Regions from separate parts of the Mus musculus genome. Here regions 1, 3, 4 and 5 are each linked to region 2. The links are chromatin loops, found by intact Hi-C in ENCODE. Cell type or tissue: left cerebral cortex. All regions are shown on one strand.

The links. Hi-C counts contacts between places; a loop is a spot of excess contacts. Peaks named below come from ENCODE experiments on the same cell type or tissue, not always from the same donor. Only the 100,000 strongest peaks of a DNase experiment are listed, where the experiment ranks them.
Region 1: it touches region 2 in a loop (5-fold over the local background); 12 of 42 quality-filtered maps call a loop at or near these places.
Region 3: a loop joins it to region 2, with 2.6 times the contacts of the local background. A loop is called at or near these places in 6 of 42 quality-filtered maps.
Region 4: it touches region 2 in a loop (6-fold over the local background); 6 of 42 quality-filtered maps call a loop at or near these places.
Region 5: a loop joins it to region 2, with 2.8 times the contacts of the local background. A loop is called at or near these places in 5 of 42 quality-filtered maps.

What each region holds. Positions count from the first base shown.
Region 1 is chr2:147,083,328-147,088,327 of GRCm38, reverse strand. Nkx2-4 (NK2 homeobox 4) reads left to right here and starts at 2,983. Exons shown (of 2, transcript NM_023504.1): 1 at 2,983-3,433; 2 at 3,839-4,452. The coding sequence starts at 2,983. The coding sequence ends at 4,452. Gm34889 (a long non-coding RNA gene) reads right to left here and starts at 2,789. Exons shown (of 4, transcript XR_001783500.2): 1 at 2,706-2,789. In left cerebral cortex, no CTCF peak of the experiment used is centred here; DNase peaks (open chromatin) are centred at 2,192 and 4,737.
Region 2 is chr2:146,832,012-146,837,011 of GRCm38, reverse strand. It overlaps Gm14114 (a long non-coding RNA gene), which reads left to right. Exons shown (of 4, transcript XR_375064.4): 3 at 1-1,132. Gm34978 (a long non-coding RNA gene) reads right to left here and starts at 3,172. Exons shown (of 3, transcript XR_003953940.1): 1 at 1,666-3,172; 2 at 1-642. In left cerebral cortex, no CTCF peak of the experiment used is centred here; DNase peaks (open chromatin) are centred at 251, 1,959, 2,140 and 2,714; H3K4me3 peaks cover 1,240 bases; H3K27ac peaks cover 260 bases.
Region 3 is chr2:146,719,665-146,724,664 of GRCm38, reverse strand. The region is part of intron 1 of Gm34689 (a long non-coding RNA gene); the gene reads right to left. Among named protein-coding and RNA genes, the nearest start is that of Gm34689, 12 kb to the right of the region's middle. In left cerebral cortex, no CTCF peak of the experiment used is centred here; a DNase peak (open chromatin) is centred at 1,921.
Region 4 is chr2:147,364,854-147,369,853 of GRCm38, reverse strand. Pax1 (paired box 1) reads right to left here and starts at 4,860. Exons shown (of 5, transcript NM_008780.2): 1 at 4,548-4,860; 2 at 3,492-4,121; 3 at 1,835-1,977; 4 at 1,259-1,475. The coding sequence starts at 4,806. In left cerebral cortex, no CTCF peak of the experiment used is centred here; no DNase peak of the experiment used is centred here.
Region 5 is chr2:146,631,229-146,636,228 of GRCm38, reverse strand. No RefSeq gene overlaps it. Among named protein-coding and RNA genes, the nearest start is that of Gm52577, 58 kb to the right of the region's middle. In left cerebral cortex, a CTCF peak has its summit at 2,386 (motif pointing left); a DNase peak (open chromatin) is centred at 2,403.

The DNA.
Region 1 (5,000 bases), 250 kb before region 2:
TGCTGTCCCCTGTATGTAAAGTAGTATTGTGCTTCAAGACGTGGAGCCAATCCTAGCAGAATACAATGTCAAGTGTTGTGAGGAGAGGAAATGGGAAAGGAGACTAGATTAAGAGAAGGAGAACCATCTCTTTTCACTACTGTATTCTCTTTAAGAGTTTCTTTCTTTCCTTTCTTTCTGCTAAGTGCTAAGAAAAGGGGAGGAAATAACAAGAAAGCATTCCTGAGAAATACATTTTCGTGACATATAGTCAATAGAATTTAACTATCACTAACTATAAATTTCCATTCACAGTTTGGGCAGAGAATAATTGGATGAAATGAGTTTGATGGAAATCTTCAACAGAGTATCAAACTATTTTGTCATTAGTTTGATATACTAATGTTTACATCCTCCAGAGTCTATTATCAAGCTCACGTGCACACATCCAAATAGCAACTATATTTTAAAGGTATGAAATTTCTAGGGTAAGACACAAATAACTGATAAAAGAAAATGTGGGGGATTTTAAGAATTTTTTTTTTCTTCCAGAACATTTCATGTCCAGGAAAAGAATTCTACTTGGCCTATGATGTTCCTAAACAGTCAGAAAGTGAATTTCATTAGAAATTCTGTTTTGTTTTATGTTTTCATTTTATAGTGGGAAACCTCCAGATCTGCGTGCATTGATAAACTGAACAAAATATAGTATAAGCACTTATAAAATTGCCACACTGGAGTTTTACAAATAAAATGTCACAAGATAAATATATAACTTGAAAATAAAAAATTAATCTGAAAAAGACCTCTAACCAAGTTTTCTGGCTTGGCTAGCTCATCAGCATGAAGTTTATGATAACTGCTTCATGTTTGAAATGTGTCTAAGCTTGAAAAAAATAATGGTTTGCAAGAGGCTTTCATATTCACAGATATTATGGCAACTATATTTACTTACCTTATCTTTGTTTAAAGTTTAAGATTACATTTTGTTGTTTTTAAGCTAGTAAGTAGTAAGGAATACAATTTAAGGTAAAAAAAAAAAGTTTAAAACCCACATTGTAAAAGGATCCCAGCATTTGAGTGCCCTCCCCCCCTAAAGGTTTCTTTGTGTATCATTAGTTCAAGAAATATAAGTAGGCAGTTCCAGCATAAGTGACCTAGCTCAAGTGTCCCAAGTCCAGGAAAGACCTGTAAAAGTAGCATTGTGTCAGAATGTAGCAACACTAATCTTGTTAAGACAGTAACTGATGTCTATAAACAACTGCTAGGACCTGGCATTTTGTCCCACAGTATGTGTTTTAAAATATTAACCACTATTCTGGTTGTCATTTTCTTTCCATGAGTGACCATATGGTCTTTTTTTCTCCCTACAACAGGCAGATTCTTTGCAAAAGGACACTGAAATGAACACAGATGTTGACTAAAATAATAAGACAAAACCATCAAGGGCATTCACACCACAGGGCTGAAACCAAGAAAAAGAGAATGTGGAGCAGTTCAGATCTCCACGGCATGTGAGTCCAGGTTAAACTTTGGTGGTCACGCCTTTGTTTTTAGATACAATAAAATCTTGCATAAGAAACACTTTTCTTTCTTCTACTCCAGTTTTGAGGAAAACTTTTAAAATGTGTCTTTGTTTCCCTGCTCATCCCCATGTTTTCCAATTTTACTGGTACCTGCACACTTCTTTGTCTTTTGTCTTGCACTTACTGTAAGTTCATAAAGTATAAGTTCTTTGTTATGCAGGAACATTTGTATACCAAGAAACGAATTTTTTTTTTTAAAAAATCAGCTTATGGGTTTGAATTTTTTCAAGAGAGCTGTCGTTTTAACCTGCTTTCTGCATCCACATCAACGTTGATACTTTTTAAACAGGTTATTTTCCCAACACCACCAAAAAGATCCATTACAAACAAGTAGACATACTTGAATTCTCTCTCTCTCTCTTTCTCTCTCTCTCTCTCTCTCCCTCCCTCCCTCCATCTTTCCCTCCCTCCCCCTCCCTTCCCTCTTTTTCTCTTTCCCTCATTCTCTCATATCAGGATAGTGACAGAAGAATAAACCCTAAGTCAGATTCTGGGGATGAGGACAAAGAAAATATAGCGGTAATGAAGGTGCAAATTAAATATGAAACTTTTTTAGCAAATACACTTCATCTTGTTCAGTTTCTACCCTGAGAGTAGGAGCACCATACTTACAAGTCAGCATCTCTCTCTCTGCGTGCTGTACCTCTTCTTTGGATTTGTATACTTTGAGCTAATTTGGAAGTGTCCGTTAGGTTGCCTACAAAATGACGCTTTAAAGGATCTAACGATGCATAAATTAGAGAGCCCTACAATGGCAGAGGACGGTCATTGTACCTCTCCTCTTTATGTGCTCTTATGGTGGGACCCAAGAGCCCCCTTTATTTTTAACACTTTAGATGATGGAGCCAGTGAGGGGCTGATAGCTAGAAAGGAAGAGAGCCCTGAAAAGCATCCCCCTCCCAAACTTAACAGCTGTTTGTCCTCCCCCCCCCACACACACACCCACCCCTCGACGTTCTACTGAACTTTGCCACAAAGTCACTTTAGGAAAACTCACAGTCTGCATGAAACAAGCGTGGCTCTTTCAGTGGCCTCTGAGTTTTTATTTCTCTAGGGCTAAAGGTAACCCGGATAGAAGCGCGAAGGATGGAGCTAGAAAGGGGGGCAATCTTTTCCAGAAACACCCAACTGGCCCTTTACCTTTTTTTGCCTCCGTTATCTGGAAGGGGGGTGAGAGAAAAAGATGTCAATGACCATTGTTTGCTCGTTGGGGATGTTGCTCCGCCCCCCGAGTCTGTCGTAAACCTGGCACTGGACTAAAATAAACCCGAGATCCCGCAGCTCGGGGGCTCGCCGCGCCGCGGACAGCTCTCCACTGGCGCTGCCGCCGGGCCGAAGTGGCGGCGGCGGCGACGAGCGGCCGCCGCGTCCCGCCCGCGCCCGCCCCGGGCCCCCCTACCTGGCCGTCCGCCGAGCCATGTCGTTGAGCCCCAAGCACACGACGCCCTTCTCCGTTTCCGACATCCTGAGCCCCATCGAGGAGACCTACAAGAAGTTCGGCGGCGTCATGGACGGTGCGCCGCCCGGCCTGGGGGCGCCCCTGGGGGCCGCTGCCTACCGCGCGCCACCGAGCGGCCCCTCCTCGCAGGCGGCGGCCGTGGCGGCGGGCATGCAGCCGCCCCACGCCATGGCCGGACACAACGCGGCGGCGGCAGCAGCGGCGGCAGCGGCGGCGGCCGCGGCGGCCGCCACCTACCACATGCCTCCCGGCGTCTCGCAGTTCCCGCACAGCGCCATGGGCAGCTACTGCAACGGCGGCCTGGGCAACATGGGTGAGCTGCCCGCCTACACGGACGGCATGCGGGGCGGCGCGGCGGCCGCGGCCACCGGCTGGTACGGCGCCAACACGGACCCGCGCTACTCGTCAAGTGAGCGGGGCCAGACGCGCGGGACTGAGGGCGGGCTGGCGGCGCGGGCTTTTCCCGCCACAGCCGGGGCGCGAGGGTGCTGGCGTCCTGGTCAGCGGCGCCCGAGGGTCGACGCGCGGGGGGTCCTGGCACGCGGCCTCGGGCTCGCGAGGGGTTCTGGGGCCAGGCTGGGGACGCGCGGGGCGGCCCGGGACTCGCGGGGTTTCTCGGGAACCTCCTGGGGCGCACGGGGGTCACCGGGCCCCCGGGTGCGCGGAGGGAGTGGGGCTCGGGCCGCGGCGCTCGTGGGACGCCGCGACCCAGTCGGGGGCCCCGTGCCGTCACTTAAAACGAGCGGGGCGTCGGCGGGAACGGTTCTCGCAGGCCCGGGGCTCACCGGCCGTCCTTCTTGGGCCCCCTCCCCAGTCTCCAGGTTCATGGGGCCGTCGGCGGGCGTGAACGTGGCCGGCATGGGTTCGCTGACCGGCATCGCGGACGCCGCCAAGTCGCTGGCACCGCTGCACGCGGCCGCGCCGCGAAGGAAGCGCCGAGTGCTCTTCTCGCAAGCGCAGGTCTACGAGCTGGAGCGGCGCTTCAAGCAGCAGAAGTACCTGTCGGCGCCCGAGCGCGAGCACCTGGCCAGCATGATCCACCTGACGCCCACGCAGGTCAAGATCTGGTTCCAGAACCATCGCTACAAGATGAAGAGGCAGGCCAAGGACAAGGCGGCGCAGCAGCTGCAACAGGAGGGCGGCCTGGGCCCCCCGCCGCCTCCGCCGCCGCCGTCGCCGCGCCGCGTGGCGGTACCGGTGCTGGTGAAGGACGGCAAGCCGTGCCAGAACGGCGCGGGCACCCCGACGCCTGGCCAGGGAGGCCAGCAGCCGCAAGCCCCGACGCCCGCGCCAGAGCTCGAGGAGCTGTCGCCCAGCCCGCCCGCTCTGCATGGTCCCGGGGGCGGCTTAGCGGCCCTGGACGCGGCCACCGGGGACTACGGCGGAGGCGTGCTCGGCGCCAACCTGCTCTATGGCAGAACGTGGTGATGAGCCCCGAGGGTCTGCCTGCGACTCGCAGGATCCGCCAAGAAACTGCAAGAACGGATGGGGGAAATGTACAGATGCTGACCCTTTAGTGCATGGAGATAAGAACGAATGAGTCACGGAGAGGGTCAGGCTGCTCTGAACCTCTTTACTGGGGGTGGGAGAAGGCAACAGCCCCGGACCGAATAATGTGACACCACACTCTGAGGTGGTGATTTCCCTTCTTTCAGAAGTTCCTAAGTTATGCGGAAGAACTGACTGACGGAATACGCATTCACCACGTTCCTAACCAAAGCTCTCAAGAGTTTTAGAAGTCGGAAACTTTGTTGGTGTTTGTATCTCTATAAATCAACCAGCTTTTCACGATGAATCCTTGAAGTGGAATTTATTTTGGGAGATTAATTTGCAAAGCCCCTCCCCTAAGTGCAATTTCGTTAATGCTTGATTGAAAGTAAATTGAATTGTAGCCCAAAGTGGATCATATACACAGCAACGTGATTGCTGAGGAATAACTGCCATTTGGGTAAAATAGAGAAATGGAATAAAAAGAA
Region 2 (5,000 bases):
CATTTAGGCCAAGATCGGGTATAATGGGAAACACCATCAGCAGACAATTACCCTTTCAGAGGATTCACTTCTCCTCACAGACACTGTTATTTGAGAAATAGGATCATTTGATTTCATATTGCACTAAATAACACCCAGCCGGTTCAAATTGCCAGCTTCTTAAAAACCGCCCATTGGAATAAATTGCAGCGGCCTCTTTTGCTTTTCTGGCCAATACTGTGGGTACCGGGCAGAACTTGCAAAAATAACTATAAAGCCAACTCTGAGCAGTCTCCATCGTGTTTCCCTCTCCCAACTTTGACAGGGCTCAATCACTTGACTTTGGAATTAAAATGCACAGCTTTGGTCGCCCCAGGAAGCGCTTCGAACCACAGGTGCATAAGCATTCATCAGAGAAAGACAGTGCGGGGCAGAAGACATAGAGTTCTCTGTCCAGCTAGGTCGCCTTGAAGAGTTAGTGTGCTCGAGGACTGCTACAGGTCTGGGCTTCACTAGCGGTGTCTCGCCCTTCCGGTCCCAGGTCTCTCCTCCTCAGAGCCTTGTCACTACCGCCACCGCCAGCAAAACTTCACGCTCTCCAGCAAGGCTTTTTCTTCTCTAGCGGCTAGAGCCAGTCTGGGATCCACGACCCCAAGGGTCCACCTAGACAGCCAAAGGAGAAAGCTGCATTGGGGCATCAGGCCCTAGTGGAATGGGAAGGAGGAGAAGACTAGAAGCGAGCAGAGAACATTAGTTCACTGAACACGCACCACCATAGACATTTTAGAAAAAAAAAATTTAAGCCCTCTGAAGTTGACCGTTTTGCTCTGGTTTAATTGACGCTGTTCAACTGAGTGACAATTGTTCTGCGGATGGGGCCATCCATCCCCACCCCCGCACTCAAAAAAAAAAATAGTCTTTGCTTCTTGGTTCCTTCATGCCAAGGGGCAAAGTGTGTTTAAGACAGTTTTGGCAAACATGTCCTTTGGAGCTTTGCTTTGTTAGATTTGTGTTTATGTACTTCGGGGAAGGTGGATTAGATTCTTCCTCTCCAAGATAAACTGAAGGCGGGATCCTGGTGCCTTTCCCTGGCGCACCCCCATTGCTGGCAGGAGCAAGAAGGAATCTTTTGGTGGGCCAGTTATACTAGGAGGTTAGTGACCTACTGGGGAGCTTTCCCCTTTTGGTGGGTCTGGGAGGAGCAAGGGAGAAGGGAGCTATGGGTCTGGGCCTTTTGGTAAGGTTCCAAGAGCCTCAAATTCCTCTGTATTGGGCTGGCGCTTGGGGCAGAGTCGGTGGAGTCTGGGAAGACATGGGCTGTCCAGCTACTATGGGTTGTTGGGGAAGCAGAGGATTTCACTGGGCATTTGGCCTCGTTCTGAGAACCCTTAGCCTCCGAGCTCCATAGGACAGCTTTTCTTCCTCATCAATAAAAGTCTATCCAAGAGCCCCAGTGTACCACCACCCCCCACCCCCAATACAAATCTGGGCTGTGAGCCTTGGATGCTGTCCTCTGGAACTGAGGAGAAAAACGTAGGACTCGACTTCCCAAACCTCCAGATCTGGCCTTGCGTATCCGGATCCAGGGCAAGTCTGGGACTGACCTCTGCATCCCTCTGGCGCCAGCTCCAGGCGGTCCTTAACACTAAGGCGATCGTGCAGTCCCTGGCGCCGCACTTAGCTCACCTCGAGAGCCTCCAGGCGGGTCATCCTCAATTGGAGTGCCCCCTTTCAACTCCCCACCTCTTCCGGGTGGACTGCAGACCCCCCCCCGCACCCCTCTTTCTGCCAAGTGCTAAGGCCACAAGGGCAGCTTTTCTAAGAGGTTGGAACCAAGCGGTTAAATTCCGCGGTTCAGGAAAAGCGGTCTTAAGGCGATCCAAAGTTCACTGCCTGTGCAAACCGAACCTCAGAGTTTCTGGTTGAAGAGCCGTGCGCCCTAGCAACGGACTTGGGGCCGCTGCAGAGGCTGCTGAGTAGTAGACTACGCTCCAGGAGCCACCGAGGGGACTCCCCGGAGGATGTGGGAGGACCTTTCCCTTCTCACAAGCCTTGACACTCTTCTCCCCGGCCGGAGTCGGGAGAGTGTAAATTAGGGCGGACCTCCAACATCAGCTGGGGAAGTCATGCCCGCCCGGGCTAGGCCTAGAAGCCTAGGTGGGACAGCTGTTACAGCTCCTGTCGCTTTGGGGAGTGGCTAAGTAGGTCAGCCACTTTGCCCACTATTACCGCCCCCCACGGTCGCTCGCGTGTCAGTGCCGGTCCCCGCGCCACCCTCGCTAGCGCGTTGTCCCTTCAGGTCGCCGCGTTTACCAGCGCGTTTTGTTCCGCAGTTGGATTCCAAGCTGAGGGGCTGTAACCGTGCTCTCCTCCGACGGACGCTAATCAAGTAATTTCCCCATCCCAGTCCCATCAAATTGCTCTTTAGCTGTTGAACCACGGAGTTTTGCTCGTCTTTTCACATGCTAATCACGCCCATTCAACGGCTCTCGGTGGGGCTGTTTGTCGCGGGATAAATCTCCTTGTTTGCCCGCTGCATGATTAATTGATATTGTTGTCTGGCTTTTGTGGGGACCGCCAGGAGCTGAAAGGCGACGCGTTGTGGCTGCGCCGGGGGCCGCTGGAGACATCTTCGGGCTGCGGAGGTCCCCGCAAGGTCGGGCCAGGGCTGATGACATTATGCGCCCGATTTGGTTTTCCTTATTAGAACGATGATGAAAGACTTGGAGACCCCAGTCTTTACAGCTCACCACCCGGGCGCAGAAAGCACACAGCATTTAAGCCACAAGCGCAGACAAAGCCCTGGCATTTGCTCAATTCAGGGAAATGAGTTGGGTGTCCAAACAGGAGACAATTACATCTTCTTTCGGCCCACCCGGGATTTCAGTGGAGCTGAATGTGGAAATACCAAGTAGAGGTTTGGATTTTCAAACAAAGATTTTTTTTAAAAATTGTTTTTTGATTGAGGACGCTAAAGATGAGAAAAACAGTTAAAGAACCAGCAAAGGGAGCCATCGCTGCTGCAAACAGCGGTCCAGCAGACGCCTTGCAAAGGCGCCTAGGCACTGGACACTGCTTGTCAATTTGCAGAAGTGCGCTGTTCTGCTAACCGGCTTGCTAGCCACCACCAAAGTCCGCCCAAATGAGGACTAAGGCCCCAGTCACCCTGCAAATTCCCATTTTATTTAACGGCATCGTTCCCTACTCGATGCTGTATTTTTCTGTAGTGCAACCAAACCTCCAAATTCCTTTGCCCTTCTCCCGCCCCCCCCCCGGCCCCCGCACCCCTCTTCTGCACCCTGGGGTTTTATCCTCCACGGACATCCCTAAAACTAGGAGATTCAATTAAACAATTCCAGTTACGCAGAGCTCCTACGGTCTGCTTATTGCAAATATTTCCTTTTTCGAGTTCTTAAAAGAAAAAAAAAGGCAAAGCAAAGAAAAGAAACTGTCGCCTTCGCTTTCACTGCGCGCGGGGTAATTGATAGGCGCCATCAGAGGTCAGAATTTGCATAAGAATTAAGAGCAGTAAATTAATTTAATATTCCGTGCACATCTCCAATTATTCCTGGAGACCTTTGTCTCCGCGGCTGCCAGAGAGGGGATTCAGCTGCTCTTCAACCAAACAACATCTGTGCGGTTAATAATTTGATAAACAGCTCATACAAATAGTTTCTGAATTATCTGGCTGCCCAATGACTATTCAGTTTGGAAACGTTTTGGCAGGGTCTCCCTGAGTCCTCTGAGGGTCTCGGGCTCCCGCCCTGACATCAGCAGAAGACAATGTGTAAAATAAGTCATTATCATTGAGTAATAATCCTAACCCTTAAAAAAAAAAGCCACAGCCTGGGTGTACAGGGTTAGAGCAGGTCATCTGTTAGAGATTTCGCCTGTGATGAATAAACAGGCTGGGGCTGGGCAGAATGTAGAGCACACTGTGTATAGGAAAGCCTTGGGGTGCTGAGGAGAGTGCAGAGATGTGCAGCTAGACCTCAGAGAAGAGTCTTGTGGAATGATGAACTAGAAGAAAACCAAGGTGTGGGAGAGGAGCCGATGGAGATGAAGTTTTCACTATGTTGCTTCTGTATCTTTCATTTTTCTCTCTACACATGTGTTATTTTAAAACAAATAATGCACACAAAAAGTCACAGGCCCAGAGAGTAGGTAAGCTATGTTGGCCCCTGTGGGCTTTGACTCATTTGTTTCTATGCTCCTCTTGGAACATACCTCCTCCTTTCCACCATGACTCACCCACCAGTGTCCTGAAAACAGCTTCTCACAAAGCTCAGGTGAGAACAAGGCAGATGGAGAGGGCCCCCCAAAAGCTTTAAGTTGGCCCAAATAGAGAACCAGCCATTATAAGATGATGCTGTCCTATCTCAAACGCAGTCCCAATTTAGACACAAACCCCTCACTGTTACTGTCTGTAACACACCGAAGATGTCATGACTGTCATTGTGCTCTTTTATCTTCCTGCCGCCCTCAGCAAAGCCTCTTCCTGACAGAAAGTCTAGAAAGGAACCATTTGATCTTGAATGAGACTCAGACTGCTCTAATTCTTGCAACCTGTGCATTGCAGCTGTTTACAACATATATGCGTTTATCCTGGAATTGTTCTGCAGTGACTTCAATGTAACAGGGGTTCCACAAGAGTCTTTATCTCTGTCTATACATTTCCAGGCGTTTGATGTACACACCTCATACAGTCAGTATTTGACTTTCTATTTCCCACATTGCTCACAATCTAAGCACTTGAAGGCACTGAAAACTACCCAGAAGTTCCGAGGAGTGTGGAGCCAGTAATATGATAGTAATGAGCCCCTGGTAGCACTGAGCTTGAAAGGCAGGCAAACCCTTCAGGCTCTAGGTCTAAACACACAACATTACAATGAATACAATGCTTGCCTGGGCTCAATTGAAGGATTCCGTTTCCAGAAAACAAGTCATCATGTCATTCGAATAGGACAATAGTATTTCTACTAGGCACATCCATTTCTATTTTTAACATTTTCTTCTTGCAT
Region 3 (5,000 bases), 110 kb after region 2:
ATGTGTCTGGCTGGCTTCTATTAGCATTTAAATCTGCGTCCATTACATCAGTCTCTTAAAAATAAACACAAACATTTATGCGAGTGACAACTCGAGTTAGCCTTCGTCAGTCTTAAATAATGTCACTCAACTCGGCATTTGGACCCAAGCCTGTGAATCATGAGGTGTATTTTTGCCTACAGTCTGATAATTTTCAAAGCTATTGGCAACCTGGGAATTTTCCTTCCTTATCACCAGGGCTCAGCTAACTTCACTAAGACTAATCAGGCCGGGAATCATTCATTCAAGGATTGCATGATCATGTTTTTCTTTAGCTGTGACAGCTGCCTCAGCCACATTAGCAATGCAGATTAGCCAGCCTAATAGGTTAATGCAGAACACGCGAAAATTAGGTTTAATCCCCAGTGAAATAATCTAACATTTTCACATTTCTTGATGTTGGGATAGAGACATTGCTTGTGACTCAATTAGGTGTAATGTAGATCAAAGCAAATTTACCTTCTGGCTGAACCTTCCCGGAGTTTTGACAGAAGAATACAGCCAGGGCCCTTTGCTAATTGGTGAATAGCTGTCAGAAAAATATTGCATTAGGAACATGTAGGTTGTGAGCAGAACTCTTTAGGCCTACCTAAGACAGACAATTGATATATTTTGCAGATCATTGCATCTATCACTTTAGCATCCTGGTCAAGTTATAGCTCAAAATAGAGGCAAATGCTTTGTGTGCCAACCCATCCATCCTTTGAGTGAAGCCTCCCTCCCTCCCTTTCTCCCTCCCTCCCTCCACACCTTCTTCATGTCCCGTTCAGGAGTATCACAATTGTGTTCTGAATGGGCCTTCATTGTGCGGGAAACAGAAAGAGAACAAGAGGGTGTCTAATGTTTTCATTCTGGCGAATAGCGTATCAAACACACATCTCTTTCAATCATAAAAAGAAGGACACAAAAATTACATGCCCTCAGTTGCCAAATTATTTTTTTGCCTTGACATCTTAATTCTTAATCCTTGTGTGTGGTCAAATCAGTCTACTATAGGCAACCAATCAAGCAATTATTTCTAAATTATATTTGCCCAACTCACATTGATTGGCCATTCTTTTCTTATTGGGTTAGCTCATTAATTCTGAGCAGCTCGCTTATTATGCCTTCCACATCATTTTCCTTCCGAGCCTATCTGCTCCAACCAGCCTGCTGATGTTTCAAGATGCCATGGGGGGGGGGCGACCAGCGATCTACGCATTGTCTCCTCTAGCAATTACAATTCACATTGCTGATTAACTTTGATGTGAAAACTAATGAGATAAGACAAGTTATCAAGGCGGGCCTGATCGTCATTCCATTTATACAGCATTTGCCACCGGTGAATGACAAAACCTAATGAAGACGTATCTGACAGCAGGCTGAGCCAAGACAGGTTTGGTACTGTCAGCCAGAGCTCTGCCCCCTTCTCATGGTCTATCTGAGACATGCTGGAATTAGCTTAATAATGAAAACACTTCATCTAAATGGACACATGTTTACATTAAAATAACTACATGATAAATAGATGGTGGAGATTTTATGCCTTCTTGAGTCTAAACAACAAAGTAAAAATGTGTGCTAGGATTCACTAAATCATTAGGAAAATTCAATTTAAGCTATTGCCCTTGTCCTGGAGCATTTCCCCATTTATGGGTAACAAATGTTGGGTTTTGGAGGGAGGAGAAGGGACTGGATCTGGGAAGAACAGGAATGATTTACTCTGCTAAGATGGTAATAGACAGATAAACAGAAGTACAGAATTGGTGAAGCTAATGAACACTGTCCCCTGGCAATAACTTTGTGGCGAGGCAACCCGCTGTGATGAGAATTCAGGCTGTGCATTTTCATGAGGTCTCTGCTTTTCTGAGCCTCAAAACGGGCAAGCCGCTGGCTCTCGGTCCGCTGTGCAGAGCTCAGAAGCCCGCCACGCCTGCATCTGATTATGTTGCAGATGCAAAGCATTTCTCTAGATACATTTGTATGCATTCCCCCTAACAAATTAACAAGGAAAGGCCTATTACACTGGAAATGTACATTTTCTTTTGATACAATTTTTGGGCTAAGCATTAAATCTTACCAAGAAAGAAAGTTGTCCTTAAATTGATTAAACACAAGGATCATACTTGAGCTTTGCTGAAATTCTTGAGTATTCCTGTGACTAAAGAATACAGAGGCTTTTTTCCTTTGCCTCCAAAAATCATGTAGGTTACACTAGCCTTATGGATACAAAAGGAAATTAAGTGCTGATTTGTTTTTTTAGACATTAGCTTTTTCAATGAATCATGTTATTGTTTTGACTAAATAGTTTTCAAAAATATAAAAGACAAAAATGTCTATTTTCCTAGAAGAAGCATTTCCTCTTACTGTGTACATTTGTATTCTGTTTTGTTTCTTTTCATAATAAGCATCATAGCACATTATTCCATCCAAATAGCATGGTGAAGTTGATATAAAACAGTGAAAATAGATGCTAGTATATCTTGTTTGAAAAAAAAAAAGATGGTGAGGTTTTATTTTGTTTTCTTTAGCTAAATATGATTTAAATATGGTTTAAAATATTTTAAAGTAACTGCCCACAAATAGCACTTCCAGTTATACATTTGGTATTTTTAAAAGGAATACACGAATAATATCAGCATCGACCATAAAGCTAAACCTCTCCTATTCCTGCTGTACTCACCCCCAAGGATCACAGACTGGCACCACAGCAATCACAAAACAAAACGCAGAATTAACACAAATCTACATTTATCTTTGATGCCTTGTTAAAGAATTCTATTGCATTTGATAAGAGTTAACAGAACGTAGCAGTTTAAACATGAAGAGACAAATGGGTACTTCGGTGAGGGATTAGGTTTGGAAGCTCATCTCAGAATCTATGGTAAATCTTACAAATCAGAAGACACTTTTATAAAGTACTTGCTTTAGAGCTAAAAGTACAAGTGGGAAGTTGACCCCCAAGATGGCTTGATGATGAGGTGCCAAGTTTATAAAATTCCCCTGTAATAAAGAGTCTGCAACACTCACTAAACACAGAAGCAATTGTACTAGAAAACGGGTTTCCAATTTTGACTCAAGTGACAAAATTAAACCCATCTGAAGAAAGGCTGTGGAGTTCTTCTTTCGAACCCGCCTCCTTCCCCTCCCCCCTGATACTCCGGTTTCTTTTAGCCCATTTCTCTGTTGAATTCTCTCCTGGTTATGTTTACCACTCAATTCTAATGTTAATTAGAGACATACACATCCGTATTAGTAACCCACGTTTTCATTAGCACAGCCCACCCTGCCAAATGAAAAACCCAGGAGTGTGTCTGCCCGTGAGCCAACAATGCAGAGATGGCTGTATTATTGAACACGCATATCTTACATTCTTTCCTCCCTGGTGTTAATTTTCCCTTTCTATGTACTCTTATTATGTTCTCTCTAACACGGGTGGCGGGTTCCTTTTTAGTCTATTTCTTTAATCTATTTTAATAAATAATTACAGGCAGGCTACAGAATTTATTCATTCCAGAGAGCTACCTTCTTCGCATTTTTTTTTTCCAGAAGCGCAGCTCAAGGAGACATGGTGATAACCAGGGAGGCCTGGAATCTCTTCTACACAATGTCATTATGAGCCCCCATTTAAAATGAAAAATGTACATTATACTTAAAAGCAGTGCAAGGTTAGCGCCTCTTCCCAGGGAATACTTAACAACAAACAGCACTGGTTCCATACTCGGGGAAGGAGACAGAAGTAAATGAAAGGAAGGAAAATTCATACAAAATATTTTAAAGATATACAAGGCCCTCATCAGAGTCCCATACCCTTTGTTTTCTCTATAATAGGGAATCATTTTCATCCACCGGACTGTTTGAAATTTTCATTCCTAAGCCAATTAATTTACTCTTGCTAGTGCGATACTTATGGACTTTTTGTTGGTATTATTAAAACTGAAAGAGAGAGAGAGAGAGATCTTATCCTATTTCTCAGGGTTTTTTTTTTTCCACATGGCATGGAATGAAGAATACTTTCTAATATTTTGATTTAGATCCTCGTGGAATTAAATTCCTTCATCTGCCTTTTTGACCCTCATCCTACAAACAGGTGTGAATAGACTGAGGCTGTAGCCAGCCAAATCTCTCTCTCTATCTCTCTCTCTCAACAATTCCCCCATGGATGTATAATACGCTTGAGTGTCCTTCCACCCATGAACTTCACTTCTTCAGAGTTAAGCTTTACCCTGGTCTTATCTATGCACCAGGGTAGTCAAACAGGGAACTAACTTCAGAGCTTAGCTGCACAGTGGATTTGTAATATTTATCCTCAGTGGAATCGAGAATACATTCCTTTGCTAAGTGCTTGCTTGCTTGCCGGGAATGTGTGGCCAAACAGCTCCCCCAGTATAAATCCTAAAATTTGTTCACTGGGTTCCTGTCACATAAAATATTTTGATAATGAGTGGGGACGGGCTTACTTTCAATATATATATTTCAGTCCTGAGTAATGTTTTATTTAACAGAGTTATAGCACACCTTTTGATTCAGAGCTTAAAATAAATAATATTTGTACATCTGAAACATACTCAAGACAAATGAAAAGCCTCTACACGCTTTTGTGTGGAATGCTGAAGGGCTCTACAAACTTAAAAGGACAACCTCAATTAAGCTCATCTTCATCTGGAAAAAGTGGCAACCGAAAGCTGAATATATTAGATAATACACACTTGCTGAACAGCATTCTCGCAGCTTTAAAAAAAAATTAAAGAGAAAAAGAACAGGAGGAGAAAAGAGGAATAGTCTTGATAACCAGCCCAAAGCTGGCTGAGTGTCGCTGGATGCTAATTTTGTTTGAAACTGTTCAACTAACTCTGAATAGATATCCATATTCAACAAAGACATAATTAATGGCAACGTTTCCTCCAGCCTCAAGACATCATAACAAGCTGCAAAACACAAAAAGATTTTTATGGGAACTAATTTAAGGACAAAGGGTTGAC
Region 4 (5,000 bases), 530 kb before region 2:
AGTCTAAGAAAGAGCAGGGCCAAGGTTTAAAAGGAACCGAGAAGAAAAGGAAGGGCAAGACTCAGTGGGGAGTCCAGCTGTGGAAGTCAGGAGTGTCACTGATAGGGTCCAACCCAGGCTCTTGTAGGATTGAAGTGCAGGACTCTCTCCACTATAGAAAGCTACTGTTTCTAGGCTACCCAAATGTGGGCCTGGGGTGTTTTGCAATTAACACATTTTTGCAGTCTACACAAATGTGGGCGTTTTAGACCATTCTTGGCATGGAGAACATGAAGCCAGAACGGGCAACAATTTGACCAAAGATATAAGAACTTCAATGACACCTAAAGTCTTGATTACCAGCCTGACCCTCTTCCTTCTCTCTCAATAGGTTAAAAGGGGCAGTTTAAAGTGAACCGCTCACTCTCTAGGTGCCCTTTCTTTTTTTTTTTTTTTTTTTTCCTTTTTTTTTTCTTTCCATTTTTTATTAGGTATTTAGCTCATTTACATTTCCAATGCTATACCAAAAGTCCCCCATACCCACCCACCCCCACTCCCCTACCCGCCCACTCCCCCTTTTTGGCCCTGGCATTCCCCTGTTCTGGGGCATATAAAGTTTGTGTGTCCAATGGGCCTCTCTTTCCAGTGATGGCCGACTAGGCCATCTTTTGATACATATGCAGCTAGAGTCAAGAGCTCCGGGGTACTGGTTAGTTCATAATGTTGATCCACCTATAGGGTTGCAGATCCCTTTAGCTCCTTGGGTACTTTCTCTAGCTCCTCCATTGGGAGCCCTGTGATCCATCCATTAGCTGACTGTGGGCATCCACTTCTGTGTTTGCTAGGCCCCGGCATAGTCTCACAAGAGACAGCTACATCTGGGTCCTTTCGATAAAATCTTGCTAGTGTATGCAATGGTGTCAGCGTTTGGATGCTGATTATGGGGTGGATCCCTGGATAAGGCAGTCTCTACATGGTCCACCCTTTAATCTCAGCTCCAAACTTTGTCTCTGTAACTCCTTCCAAGGGTGTTTTGTTCCCACTTCTAAGGAGGGGCATAGTGTCCACACTTCAGTCTTCATTTTTCTTGAGTTTCATGTGTTTAGGAAATTGTATCTTATATCTTGATGAATCTACCCCAATCGCCTCGAGTCTCCCTCCCCTACTTTTCCCCCATCCCCCACTCATCACCCCCCCTCCTTTCTTCTGTCTTCCAAGCTCCTCTCCTCAGTTTCTAACCCCTCCAATAACCTGACACCTCCCAAATGGCGCCCCTCACCTTCTCGGTGTTTGAAGGTCATTGCCGCTGCAAGCTCCCCGCCGTGCACCGCCACACCAGCTCCGTGGGGCGTCAGTGGGGGTGCCTGGGCTGGTGGCCAGGGCGGGCCGGGAGATAGGTAGCCGGCTGCTGGAGCGCTGTATACTCCGTGCTGGTTGGAAGCCGGGTAGGCGCAGGCAGGAAGGAAGCCTCCCACTGCGGAGAGGCTGGAAGCCGACTACAGAAAGGAGGAGACAGCGTCAGAAAACCCTCTGGCTTCTCCAGCACAGGCCGCCTTGGCACGAACTCTGTTGTCCTGTCACTTGTCACGATTCTAGGACTCCCTAGCAATCTGATTTTAAAACCTCAGGGTGTTTGTTTGTTTTTAATCGAAAGGCATGTCAATCTTCACTCGAAAGCCAGACTGCTCTTAACTAGGACTGCGGGACTTGAGGACAGCAATAGGCCGCTGGAAGATGCTCTCTGCCCAGACTTCGCAAAGCCTGGCTGGGAGTCGCTGCTGCTCTTTCTCCTCACCCTAACCCTTTCTGTGCCCACCCCCCGCCAAGGTCACCTACTGCCCTGCATTCTGGTTACCTGAGTATATTTAATGTCTGCCTCCAAGGCAGGTTTCTCGAGTCCATTCACTGCTGGCGAGGTGGGGAAGGCCGCACGGTTCACACCCGCCCAGTCTTCCATCTTGGGGGAGTAGGCAGCGCCTTCGCTCCCAGCCAGGGCCCCTGCAGGAACGCAGATGGAGTGGATATCTGTGCATTCGTGAAGACCTCCAGCTCAGACTTTTGTACAGAGCCAATGACCCAACTAGAATCAGCGACCCAACTAGAATCAGCGACCTAACTAGAATCAGCGAGCACTGCCAGACATCCCCTCCCACCCCCCAGAGGCTGCCACAAACTCCAAAGGCCTTTCTTTGGAGGTGGGGGAGGTGGCAGGACCCGGCCTTTCCGAGCAAGGGAGAGAGGGGCCTCCAGTTCATTTCCTCCAACCCTGGCCCGCTTCCTACGAAAAAAGCTTAAGTACCAGCAGGCGAGGCTCAACCGGAGGCAGTTTCTTCACTGCTCAGAAGCAGCAACAAGAAAGATTCAAGTTCAAGGCAACTTCACGAAAATTTTGTAAACCTCTAGATGTCTTTTATTAGCACCCAGAAGGCTAGAAGACCGTTTTGGCCCAGGTCTGCCTCTAGGGACATTCTTGGTCTCTCAAAAGAGACACCAACTCCAAGATCTACGCCAAGATGTCTCAAGCACAGAGCTGTTCCCAGATCAGGTGTGTGCCCCCTGCTGAGGGAAACCTTGAAAGGTGGATGCAGACCTAGTAGCCACTTCCCAACCACCTGCCTTCTGCTGCTCCATGGATAGTTTTGGTTGGTGCTATGTTGGTATAGTGCCACCTAAATGAACAGTGTGCAGAGCCTCGGAGATTGGGCTAAGCGATCCATTTTCCCCAGCTTGTGTGTCCTGGGTCTGCTCAGGTCGGCTCCTGGCAGGGGGCAAAGGCGCCTTAAGGAAGGCAACACTAGCTGCTTGGGAAAGGAGCCAATGCTTCCAGAAAACACCACATATATATCATCCTAGGCAGGGCATCAAAGTTGCCTGAAACTTTCAGTCTTTTTCGTGCAACAGAAATTACCAATATTTGACTGAATTTTAATGACAACCAGAGCACAAGTCCTAGCAACTGCCCCAAAGAGAATGGGGCGTCATTACCTCTATTCTAATGGCAGGACATGAACGGCCTCTGAACCCAACAGAGGTCTAGCCCATACTTTAAAAAAAGAAAAGAAAAAGAAAACACCGACTACAGGGGTTCTTTCTCTTTTACTTGAAACACCTCCTGAGCCCGCATCAGCTCCTGAAGGAACCTGAAAGCTAAAGAAGGGGCTGAGCAAAAATGGCCCAAGCGGTTTGTTTGGCTTAGATTTGGCGATAGGCATTTGCATTCTTTTTGCAAGAATGAAAAAGTGCAATTTCAGGCCTCCGATTTTGTGGTCTGCGCCTGCTCTTCTACTTGAGAAATATTTTCCATAGTTGTCATAAAAAGTTCAAGATGTCCGAAGACTCTCACAGAAGGTTCTGGACCCCCAGCCTGTGTGGCCAGTCGTGAACTTACTTTTGAGCCAAAGTCAGTTCTAGAAGGAGAAGGGCATGCAACACCCTCGCTCATCCTCCCGTCCCAAGTTCTGCCTTTTGTAGAAAATTACCGAAGACATCACGACTAAGACACCACGACTAACCTGTTTGCTCCATAAACGTCCGGATGCCCAGGATGTTGCTGACTGAATGTGCGGAGGGCCATGAACGCGGGATACTGACGTGGCCCGCCGAGCCGGGGACCCCGGGATGAGTGCCCATCTTAGTGCCCGTGGGTGACACTGGGCTGGGGTAGGGGTACTGGTAGATATGATTGTAGGGCAGTGCAGGCTGCGGAGGCGGCTGCTTACTTGCTTCGTATGGCCCTGGCTGCGCCAGGCTGCCAATCTTATTTCGCAGGATGCGACTGATGGAGCTCACAGAGGGCACGTTGTACTTGTCACAAACGCCATCAGCCAGTAGCCGGTCACGGATCTCCCAGGCAAAGATGCCAGGATCCCCCTGTTTGTAGTCCCGGATGTGCTTCACTACATTGGGGGTGGTAACTCGAGGTTTGCTGCCCCCGATGGCCCCGGGCAGGATGGAGCCGGTCTCGTTGTAGCGCGCCAGGATTTTGCTCACGCAGCCATGAGAGACCCGCAGTTGCCTACTGATGTCACAGGGTCGGATACCCAGCTGTGCTAGCTCCACGATTCGTAGGCGGATGGCATTGGGCAGGGGACGGCCGTTGACGAACACGCCACCAAGTTGGTTCACTTCGCCGTACGTCTGCTCTGCAGACGCGCCGGATAGGAGTGAGCAGGCGAGGGAGAAAACACCGGCGGGTTACTCAAGGGTGTCCTTGGGGAACCAATGCACTGCACCCTAGCGCGACTCTGAGATAACCCGCAGGTCCACCCCAGCCTCCGACATCTCAGATCTAAGGACAGAGCCAGCCGGGGACAGGCTGGCACATGTCGGGGTCAGGGACATTGTGCTCTTCAGCCCTTGGTGCCCTTTCGCGACTTTAGTCATACCCTCACCTCCTCCCTGAACTTAAGGGACTGACCCATCGATGGCTGGGAGCAGCAGAGGACGTGGCTCCTGAGGACATAGAACCCTTCTGCCCAGGGAAAGTGGATCAGGAGGAAGGGAGGGAGGCAGAGAGTCTCAACCCAGCTCCGCACCCGCCCGCACCCGGGCTGAAGCTCGCCCCTTACCCATCGCGCGCGGGCCGGCCAGCTGCCTGGCGCCGGAGCGGCGGGGGCTGGGCCCGGCGCAGTCCGGGAGAGCTCGGGCGCCGCCACCGCCGGAGAGGCATAGAGGGAGGGCGCGCGCGAGCCGTGGGCCGCGGCGGCTGGAGACGCGCAGTGAGCCGCTGCCCAGCGCGCCGCCCGCCCCAGGGCCTGCCGCAGCCGCCGCCGCCCGCTCCCAGGACACTCTCCAGGCCCGCGACCCCAGGCCCAAGGTGAACTTCATCCGATTGGGAGAAATTCGTCTGACCGGGAAGCTGCAGGGTGCGAGAATCAATTTGACGTGTCCTCCACGTCAATCTCTACAGTCACGCTGGAGACTCACGAATTGGCAGCTCATTGGTTCCCGTCACCGAGCCTGGCGTCCCCCTCCCCGCCCAGAAACTCTACCCCTCCTCCTAGTTCTTGGCTTCCCCCCTC
Region 5 (5,000 bases), 200 kb after region 2:
TAACTGGGCTACAGGAAGTCTGCAGTAACTGGTCTACCTTTCTAACAGACACTAACAAAGCATTCACCTGTGTTTTCTGAAATGCCCTGGCATGAGAATCACCTGAGAGCTCCTTAGAATAAGTTTGGGGCTGGAGAGATGACGTCTCAGGCAAGTGTGGGTGATTCCAGGACTCTACATAAGGATGGATGAATGGAGAGAACCAACTTCGCTAAGTTGTTCTCTGACCTCCACATGCACACCCGTGATGGTGTACGTGTGCATGCGTGTGTGTGTGTGTGTGTGTGTGTGTGTGTGTGTGTGTGTGTGTGTGTGTACCCATGGCACAGGCCACAGAAGACATCAAGAGAAGAGGAATCCAATCCACGACACCTCTGTAATGATACCCGTTGCTCTGTGCGTAGGAACTAACAGTCTGTGTCAAAAGCTTATTACCTTTAAGTGTTCTTAATACAACAATAATAACAGTAATAACAATAATGGAGTAAAAGGAGACGGTGGAAATCCCAATGCTGAGAGTGACAGACTCTCCTGTACACACTTATCTCAACCGGAGTTAGACATGTCAATCACACCCTGGGAAAATGCTATGAGAAAAAAACATCTCAAATTGATAGGTTATATATACATTCTAACTTGTTTGACAAATTTCATGTGGGTTTGATGCCTCGTATGGATTCAATCCCTGACAAATCCTTCCGCAGTCTTCCTTAAAAACTCCAAGCTAATAAGCCTTGGAAAAATGTGTTGTGTGAGGCTTCTGGGGTCAAAGGAACCATGCCTAATCTTTACAGTCAGGTTTCTGGGGTTTAGAGCAAGCCAGGAAGCAGTCTCTCACTCACAACAGTGCCTTGTGGAAGCCCATTTCTATTGGCTCATTTAAAAACATTGAAATTGTCTGCGCTAAGAGCCAAAAGATGTTGCCCCTCTCTCAACAATCCTTTCCCCCACACCCCACTGTAGATTTAAACCAAAGACTAAAACTACTAAGGACCCAAATTATACTGCCTCCATCTTGTTACCCCCTGGTTAAGCAGCACCTCCTCTCCAGGGTGGGGAACCAAATTTTTCAAAGCTTTCTTTTGTAAATGTGAATAAGAAGACAATGTCGGACTTCAATCATGCCAGTGTGAGGGTGAGAGTAGGGGTGGGAGTGGAAGAGAAACAAGCTCATTAGCCAAGCCATGCTGTCAGTCACTTCTATCTAAGATTCATTTTATTATTTTATTTTATTTTATTTTATTTTTTGCTTGTGAAAATTCAGCCTGAAGCAAACAAATGTGCCATTTTCTTCGGCGGTATGTTACAATTAGACACAATCTTCTTGCCCCATCGAGTATTCTGTAATTCAAGAGCTTTCATTTTATTCCTCCACTAGAAACTTCTTGGGGTTCTCTGGAAATGGAGATCTGAAACCAAAGAGGGTTTCCTTCCTCCGTTTGTGACCCTGACCTTTCAAAGAGGTAGACTGCACTAGAGATGGAGACAGACAAGGTATTTAGACGCATGCATCATTCACTTGGTGCCTGGACACTAACACGCTCATAGTGATTCTGGGGGGCTCTTGTTTTCTGCCTTTGAGCGTTTCCGTCCTTGCCGTATTACACTTCTCCGCCTCTGTCATTAGGTGCATCTGCTCAGACAAGTTTGCTATCGTTTATCTCACTTACTGGCACATGGAGCACACCATTAGTGCCACTGAGGATTACCCCAGCTCCAATGAAGATGCCTTAATAGTTTTGAAGGAAACTCACCCAAATTACAGGGCATGGGGGTAGAGTTCAGCCGTCTATAGACGTGAAGCTCTTCCAGCATTGTGCTGCATTCTCTTTCATTCATTTCCCATAGAGCAGGTTAAACCTCTTGAATTAAGATCTGTGCTCAGATGCCAATGGAAATGGAGTGTGCACAGAAACGGATGTTTACTCGAATGCGTCTACTGCTAAAGTGCTGCTTCTGCCTTCCTCCTTTTTCACGGCCTGTTTCAAGCTCTCAGGAAGGAATCCGGTATTCCAATTATTTCATCGTTTCTCCCAAACCTGTGGTATTTGAGCCTGCTGACAGCTACAAAGACTTTTGTTTTGTTGTTTTGTTTTTAAAATAATAGCTCTGGTTGGTTTTTTAAAATAATACCCGTGGAAGGAAGCTTTAGTTAATTTCAATTAAGAGGTGTTATAGGATACAATTAAGAGATGCTGTGTAATTGCCTTTGATTCTAACGGTAAAAAAGAACTCATACTGCCTTTTAGGTGTCTGCACGCCTCTTTAAGTCGACTATAGCCCAAGGCCACAGTCATTTACTCCTGAATTTGTACCTTGCTGAGGCAGGAAGTGAATTATGGCCAAGAGCCGAACTGCACCCACAGGGTCTCTTCTTCTATCATGCTGTGCTTGTGCGCCCTCTGCTGTCTTATTTAATGATGACGGCTCTGAGAAAGGAGCTCACAGACGCCTAGGTGGACTAAGACAATAAAGGTGGCTAATTTTTTTTTAACTATTTAAACTTTAAGAAGCCAAGATGCTTACCTAGATGGACAAGAATATATATTTTCGGAACCTGTCTCCTTTCCCTACAACCATCTCAAGAACTTAATATCCCCTTTTAAAAGGATACCTGGTACAGTTGTAACATTTATCTTTCAAAAATGGAGGCTCTAGGCAGGCTATTTAGGCATGTGAAAGAGGTCTGTGCACAGGCATGTGTATGTGTGTGTGTGTGTGTGTGTGTGTGTGTGTGCGCGTGCGCGCGTGCAGGTACCCCATTTCTGGCTGTTTTGTTTTATAAACGAGCAGCTGACACTGCCTCCACTTTCCATAAGGTGTTGTGTAAGCTCAGACCTACTATCGCCTCTTCCAGCCAGATGACTGATACTAAGGTGAAACTGAATCGCTCACCTATCTCACATATAGTGCATTAAAATGTTAACTGCCATGTGCATACTAGGACAATGTACCATATGGTGATTCTAAAATGTGCTTGTACCTCCAAAATATGGTTTATTTTTTACATCAACCACTCTGGTAATTGACTACTTCCAGAAGTGTAGACACTATACTCTGGATGGCCAGCAGAAGCCCAAGCCGCTATCATTTTAGGATCCCAACATTCCTGGATACAGAGGGAGAGATGGGGCTGACCTCTCCGTGGATGCTGGAATAAAGCATCACTAGTGTAGATCTGTGCTCCCTTAGTATGGAGATAAAAGGACAACTGTCTTCTTGGATCAGTGCAGAAGAAACATGGCTTGACACCCTTGCAGGGGTGTCAGGGTTGGGACGTGGTACTTCTCTGCTTCTCTGCTGTGACTGCTCACAGTTGGGGGGTCACCAAATCACCTGCACCCCGAAATCATCTTCACAACTGCTTTGCCCACTCATCTCCACTGTTCTACAATTCTGTTCTACAGTTTGCTCTTCTATTCTGAATTAGATTCTTCCTCAGAACCCCAAACTACTCCATCTCAGCCTCTGGATCAGAGATTTCAGTGCTTTCTACAAATACTAAAATCTTCAACAGAGCTTCCAAAGCCCGTGAAGACATACATCTCCCCCACCAACCTCACACCTGCAAGCTCCTCTTGCAACACGTGTTTTACCGTTTATTGAATTTTGAAGTTTATTGAATTTTGAGATAGGATCCAACAATGGTATCTATGCTGTCTGGTGCCAAGCCTGCTGTCTAGAACAGGCTATAATGAGTGTAGGCCTTTGGAGAACTAGTAACAGTAGCCAGCTCTCCTTCAATAACCAACCACAGATTTCATCAGTTTGGTGCATATAACAGGGGGCCATATGATGTAACTAGGAGAACGTGGTAAGGAGAACCTAGACATTATCTCCTTAAGTGTTGAGAACTTCTGAGAGCACCAAAATTCCAGAAAATTCTCTGCTGGATGACGGAGCTCAGGGGCCAATGCTTTCTCACTTTGTTATCATTTGTCAAGATTTTGGGAGTGGATACAGCCAATGGAACAGCAATCTTTCTGGTCCGTAGGACATTGGAAGAGGAGTGTAGTAGCTCAAAGAATGATCAGTGGAAAGGGCCATTTGTTTTAAGCCTTTTAACTAATGTTAACCCATAGGATCTTCACACAAAAGCTTTCTTGGAACGGTTGAAATACTCTCTTATTTGCTTACACTTCTTCTAAGTAGTAGAAACATTAAAAAAAATGCTCATAATTTCAAATCAGGTTGAACTGTAGATCTAGGTTCTGTGAGATTGTGTGTTCTTTTTTGTTTGTTTGTTTGTTTTGTTCTGTTCTGTTCTGTTTTCGAGTCAGGGTTTCTCTATGTAGCCCTGGCTGTCCTGAAACTCACTCTGTAGACCAGGCTGGCCTCGAACTCAGAAATCCGCCTGCCTCTGCCTCCTAAGTGCTGGGATTAAAGGCATGGGCCACCAAGCCTGGCAAAAAAACAAACAAACAAAACAAACAAACAAACAAAAACCAAAAACAAAACAAAACAAAAAAACTTGATTTCTAAGGAAGGTTTCCAGCTCCACTTCTCTTTCTTGATATTGCAAAACAGGAGCTGGATACGAAGCCCAACCCACTGAGAACCACAGCCCAGTTATGAGTTTACCCTTTGCAACTTAACAGGACAAACCCACAGATTACCCTCAGTCCCTTTAACCGGACCCTCCGCAGATTGGTCATACCAGCTTTGTCTTGCAAACGGATCCCACAGCTTTCCAATCCTAAGCCTTTCTTCTGCCAGTCCCACTTCCCAGACAGTGCATCTGAATGAGCGTGCAGAGATGTGTGCTGGCCTGAAGGGTCTTAAGCAAGTGACTGTCCTGCTGTCCCCACACAAGATCCTTCCTTTGGCTTCCCCACAAATGCCTCGACTGCCTTCTGTTGTTCTGCACAGTGACTTCTATTCTTATGGGAGGTCACCTTCAAGGTTAGGGTGGCCACATGCCACCCACACCCCAGTTGCCTCTAACTTAAGGCTGTCCTCATTGTCTTGGTAATTGTTTGCTTTGCTAGGAGGGAGAAGAG